Linked DNA regions of Mus musculus: region 2 is linked to region 1. The links are chromatin loops, found by intact Hi-C in ENCODE. Cell type or tissue: gastrocnemius. All regions are shown on one strand. Links, peaks and the distances in the headings refer to the core of each region. The heading gives the core; the rest is flanking DNA. Region 1 overlaps Gm26562 (a long non-coding RNA gene). Region 2 has its middle 27 kb from the start of Gm32998.

Region 1 (2,907 bases), core at 164-2,663:
ATTTGAATATACACATATACACCATGTGCTTCCCCAGAGAGAGACAGAGAGAAACAGGGAGAGGCAGAGACAGAAAAAGACAGAGGCAGACAGAGAAATGGGGAGATGGAGGGAGAGACAGAGATAGACAGACAGACTGACAGAGACATACAGAGACAGGCAGGGAGATGGAGGGAGATTGAAAGAGAGAGAGAGAGAGAGAGAGAGAGAGAGAGAGAGAACTGGCTTCTTCTAGACAATATTGCTGGGCATAGCCTAAATCTGTGCCTGTGTGTCTGTCCTGGTTCTCGGTGTGTGCACACCTATGTTTTCAACACCCTTTATGCTAAGGTGGTCATAGGTAGTTAGGTGTACACCATAGGCACTTAGTAGGTGTGCACTTGCAGAGCTGTGCTGGAGTGCAGAGGTCAAGCCGGTCACACGTGGCCTGTGTGTATGTGCTGTCACACACAGGGGCACTCTGCTCCCTTCTCAGATGTCTTGGCTGTGGCTTTGACAACTGAAACCCAGCTGCGCTCTGGCTAGGGAAACATCCGCTGTGGAAACCTAAGGCTGACAGTCCCTAAAGAGGGGTTCCACATGCTGCCAGCGAGCTCGCCTGGCCCTCCGCCTAATTCCCTGCAAATGCTCCTTAAATCTGTTTCTAATTTGGACGTTGCCTCCTCCCGTCCTCACCAAGCCTTCCCACTCTCACAACCTGCCCCAAGCCAGTCAAATTATGCTGAATAATGGCTGCAGAGGGGAGGGGTTGTGAAAGATCTACTCTGGACTGTTGGAGGGCGTAGTAGTGTCCCTTATTATTATTATTTTTTAAATTTATACAGAGAATGGTTCAGGAATCAAGAGTAATAAATAATTTGGGCTAACGTTACAGCCACTTTGGGTCACTTTGGGGAAGAACTCAGTAATGGTCACGCCCCGCTGTCCTCCGTGTTTAAGAAAGCCCATGTGCATGTGTGTACAGATACAAAGCGAGGGAGTTCCTTTCAAAGGAGGGGGCCTCGTCCGCAGGGATCTCCAGCTGTCTGAGCAGAATCCAGATGTTCTGGGTATAAAGGTTCTAAAACAAAATATGCCATCCATATATTTTACAGTCCTGTGACAGGCTCAGCGCCTAGAAGCCCAAGCTCATGGGAAACGGTATACAAAGCTGGAGGAGAAAGAAAGCGGGTAGGGTTGTTATGTACATACACACAGTACACACTGACAGGCTTGTCCAAGTAGAGAAAGGAGGGGTGGGGGCCAGAGACGATGATCGGAGCTTGTTTGTGTTGGGGGCTGGGAAGTGACTGGTGATACAGTTGCTTTGAGGGTTAGTGTGCTCATGGAAATAGTGCGTGTGCTCTTTAAAGCCAGGGAACTTGGCCTTCTGACCCCCTTTGGTACCAAGCAGACCAGTGAGCTGGGAAGATGCCGGGGAAGACTTGAGTCAACTGTGCTTTGTGGCCAGGTAGCTGAGGAAGTCTAGAGGAGGACCAAATCTTGTGTCTGGCCTTGGCAGGACTCTGCGAATGAGCATCATGTGCCTCCGCTGCCTCATCCCTGAGCGTTAGCAGCTGCGGTGCTATGGAGGTGATTCGCGCATGCGCCTTTAGTGTGTGTGTGTGATGCTGCCGGGCCTGGCCTGTTGCCTGCCCCTCAGCTGGTTTGGCAATTGTGGGAAGGTGGGGTTTACAGCCTCGGGCCACCGGGAAAGCTGCGAGGCTGTCAAGACCCAGAGCCACACGCTTCTCCATGTGGCTGCCAAGGAGGCTGGAAGAAACCGCGCTGAGCTCAATGACACCCCAAGGACTTTGCTCTCCTTTCCCTACCACATGGCAGACACGGCCACCAGGAAGCCCTGCGAAGAAAGGGGCGGATGTGGCCACCCTTCTGTGTGCCCAGGCCCTGTCTCTTATTTCACCCAGCAGACACTTCCCCCTCCTGTCTTTCCCAGTTTTAAACTGTTGCCACTTAGTTATGTGCAATGCTAAAGGCTCGTCCCAACCCTTGTTTAGCGTCAGGAACACATCCGGAGGTTCTGTCTGCAGAGAGAATTAACTGGCTGAGACTGGTCCCCGCACCCGCCCTGCCTTGGAATTAGCTGTTCCTTCATAGTTTCCACCCCGCAGTGTCTCCTGGGCCTTGGTTCCGACCCATGTCTTTGAGGAGAAGAGAAGGTTACAGTCTCTAGAAACTTCCCAGGAACTTTCCAAGTTTTGTCCACTTCTTCCCAGATGGGACAAGGATGAGCTGACCTTGGGGGACACAAAATGGTAAAGCAGCTGCCTAGGGCACTCTGGCTTTCTGAGTTCTCTATAGAGAATGGCTAACAGCAGCATGTCTTTTAACTAGTTCTGAGCAGCAAATGAACCACTCTCCTGTGTTCAAAACACATGCTGTTGGTGTGTGTTATAGCAGTGAACTAACCGCTAAGTGATTAAGTAGGAAATTTCACTTCTCTGACACATACAGGGAGAACCAATTGCCAAAGTTGCCTGTTCAGTAAATAGCAAGTATAGGACCAGAAAAGGAGGTCAGCAACAGCTCTACCAAATAATGTTAAGACCCCCACCCCAAGCCCCCCACTACCTCTAACTTCCAATAGGTTTGGGAACTATCAGCATAAGTTCCATAGGTTTCTTGGCTCAGCCCTCCTCAGGATGTGAATGTTCTGTGATGGCGCAGTGACCTCCAGCCCTGGGGGGGTTTCCCTAATGTTGGGAGACGGAAGCCTTTCCTCTCAGAGCACTGGGCGGAGAGGTTAAACTCCAGCTTTCTGCCTGTTGTGATGTGATGAATGCTGAAGCCCCTGGGACGTTAGTTAAGAGGAGGTCCTAAGTCAGTGCCACAGGTGTCAGTGTACCAGAGAACATTCCTGTATGGAGCCTGGCAAGAAGTGCAGAGGGAGACAAGTGAAGACCCTCA
Region 2 (2,907 bases), core at 208-2,707, 75 kb after region 1:
CAAAAGGGTCACAACCATGGTAACTGGCAAATGCTTCTGTCTAATTTGCATACTAAGTTATAGAGGATAGAATTTGTTCTTTTTTTTTTCTTTCTTTTGAAACAGACTCTCTTAGAGCTCAGGCTGTCTGCCATCTTGCTATAACTGAAGGTGACCTTTAAACTTGTGGTCCTCCTGCCTCCACATCCCGTGTGCTAAGAGTGCAGACACAGACCACTACACCTGGTTTGTGTGGTGCTAGGGGTGGAGTTTAGAACCTAGAGTTTTAGCATGCTAGGCAAGCATCTACCAGTTGAATATATCTCCGGCCACTGAGATTCGTGATCAGGCTTCAGGACTGCAGCAATGAGAGCAGGACTTCTCTCAACCATTCTGCACTGAGGGGTGATCATACCACAGGGATAAGAACTGGGGTTGGGGTGATGGGCTGGGGTAGGAGCAAGGGATCAGAGTTGGGGGATTGGAGTGTGAGAAATGCAGAATTAGAGAAGGCTGAGGCTCCAAGCACTTTCTGTCCCCAGGGCCCCAGGACAGAGGCAGAGCCTTGAGACAGGGAGACTGGAATCCAGGAGCAAGAGAGCTGCCAGCCTGCTGTGGTCTTAGAAGCAAGGGTTGGAAATCAGCGCGCACTCTTGGGCTGCTTGTCCGCTTCCACACCTTGGTGCCTTCTGTGCCCCTGCCGCTCTGTCCCCATACCTTATATGCCTACTATCTCCAGAATGAGCCCTTCTCTACTCAGTCACACAAGAACCTAAGGACTCCTAGTCAGGATGACTTGAGTTTTAGAGAAGCCATAGCTAGAAGGATGGCTCAGTGGTCAAAACCACTTGATGCTGAGTCAAAGAACCTCTGAATTCCAGCGCCCACATCTTGGCTCACACCCATAAGCAACTCCAGTTCTAGGGGTTCTGATGTCTTCTTTTTGGTCTCTACAGGCTCCAGGCACACAGTGGTACATATACATAAACACAGGTAAAACATTCGAACATGTAATATAAATTGTGTGTGTGTGTGTGTGTGTGTGTGTGTGTGTGTGTGTGTGTGTTGGCACATGTCTTTAACCCAGCACTTGAGAGGCAGAGGCAGGCAGATCTCTGTGAGTTTGTGGCCAGCCTCCTCTACATAGTGAGTTTCAGGATTGCCATACCTATATAGTGAGACCCTGTCTCAAAAACAAAACAAAACAGAAAACCACAAACAAACAAACAAACAAACAAAAAACATCACCAACAAAAGACATATTAATCTAAAAAAGAAAAAAAGATATTGTTTAGCCTGGCATGGTGGCTCATACCTTTAGTTTGAGGTCAGCCTGGTGGTCTACACAGTGAGTTCCAGGACAGACACAGCTACACAGTGGAGACCCTGAAGGGAGGGAGAGAGAGGGGGAGGAAGGGAGGGAGAGAGGGGAGGGGAGGGGAAGGGAGGGGAGGGGAGGGAGCAAGTGAGGGAGAGAGACAGAGAGAAACAGAGAGAAAGAGACAGGGTGGGGAAGAATCATGTAGGCTTTCATTCAGCTTAACTTTGCAGAATCTATACAGAGGACACATTGACCAGCTATCCTTGGGCCAAAGTGTTAGATCCAGGGCACCCCTTGGAAGCAACAGGCCCCAAGAGACGGGAGCTAACCAATCACTGTTCTGTTTTCCCCTCCGGTATCAACACACCCCTCACCCCCTCCCCTCCATCTGAGCCAATCCTTTATTGACTGGTTAAATGACAGGGACCAAGACAACTGTCAGCTCCATATTGCTTCCAGTTCAGACCGGATTCGGGGACCGTGAAGCCCTGTTCTTGACTGAGGCTGTGGACCCAGTTCAAAACAATCGGCTTTTCTTAAAAGTCAAGTTTCTGCAACTGCAGAAAACAGCCCAGATAATGCACTGCTGGCAAGCTGTGCTCTCTCCGTTGGAATCTGGTCTTCAGGGTAGGATGTACTGCTTGGAGTTTTATTTTTAAAAGCACAGTGCCTGAGGGGGGGAGAAACGCCAGCCAGCCCTTCCCTGGCAGTCTCATCTTTCACCAGGCTTGGAACATGTAAACATGACTGCGTGAGGTTCCGTGTTTATGTTTTCTCAATGACTTCCAGATTGAATTTGCTGTGTTTACAAGTTGGAGACACTTTTTCTAACCGCCGGCACTGCAAACTCCAGTGGGGGCCTGATGCCCCAGCTGGGCTCTCTCTGCTTCTAGTTATCCTGATCTCTGACAACATCACTGTGGTGCCCCAGCAAGAGGAGAGCCCAGCTCAGCAGCCGCCTAGAGACATTGACTTTTCAGAATTGAATGGAACCAAGAGGCCATGATATTATTATGATTCTGAACTTTAAACCTGGAGACCAGAGGTGGGATGCTGGCTAACTACAGCGTGTCATCCTGCTGAGGCGATAGTTTGATTTTCCTAGTGTCTCTCTCTGTGTTCTTGCTCTATCCAGACCCTATGAACCTCACTTTGAAGTTTCTCTAAATCCCCTGGAATCACAAGAAATGCTGGCCTCCTGCCCAGGGTAGCCCTGGATGCCATACATAGTACTTGCAGGTCATCTGTTACAGCACTCATCAGAGTTGTGCAGAACTTCAGAGAGAAAGTTCTTGAATCCTCTCCCTTTGTAAGAAACACTGAAAATAGCATCTCATCGAACTTCTCTTGTGCTACATGTTCAGTGTTTATGAGAGATGCTGCCCATACCATGGGGTACCAACTTGCATGCCAAATAGCCTCTCAGAGTTCTCATCCTTGGATCAAAGGCCCCTGGCTCACACCCACCAGTTGCTCTGTAAACAGGCAGAGCATTGAGAAGAAAGAGTGTCTCTGGCTCTCGAGCACAGGGTTGGTGCTGCTGTCCTTGTGACCTTGACCCACACTGGGCAACTCACAAACACCTGTAACGGGGATGAGCTTGAGTT

The links. A loop is a pair of places that touch in the nucleus more often than their neighbours do. Peaks named below come from ENCODE experiments on the same cell type or tissue, not always from the same donor. Only the 100,000 strongest peaks of a DNase experiment are listed, where the experiment ranks them.
Region 2: it touches region 1 in a loop (1.9-fold over the local background); 3 of 42 quality-filtered maps call a loop at or near these places.

Annotation. Positions count from the first base shown.
Region 1 is chr16:30,170,623-30,173,529 of GRCm38, reverse strand. All of the region lies in intron 2 of Gm26562 (a long non-coding RNA gene), which reads left to right. Among named protein-coding and RNA genes, the nearest start is that of 1700025H01Rik, 21 kb to the left of the region's middle. In gastrocnemius, for the core only: no CTCF peak of the experiment used is centred there; DNase peaks (open chromatin) are centred at 579 and 1,629; H3K4me3 peaks cover 1,433 bases; H3K27ac peaks cover 2,317 bases.
Region 2 is chr16:30,095,836-30,098,742 of GRCm38, reverse strand. No RefSeq gene overlaps it. Among named protein-coding and RNA genes, the nearest start is that of Gm32998, 27 kb to the right of the region's middle. In gastrocnemius, for the core only: no CTCF peak of the experiment used is centred there; no DNase peak of the experiment used is centred there; H3K4me3 peaks cover 619 bases; H3K27ac peaks cover 1,128 bases.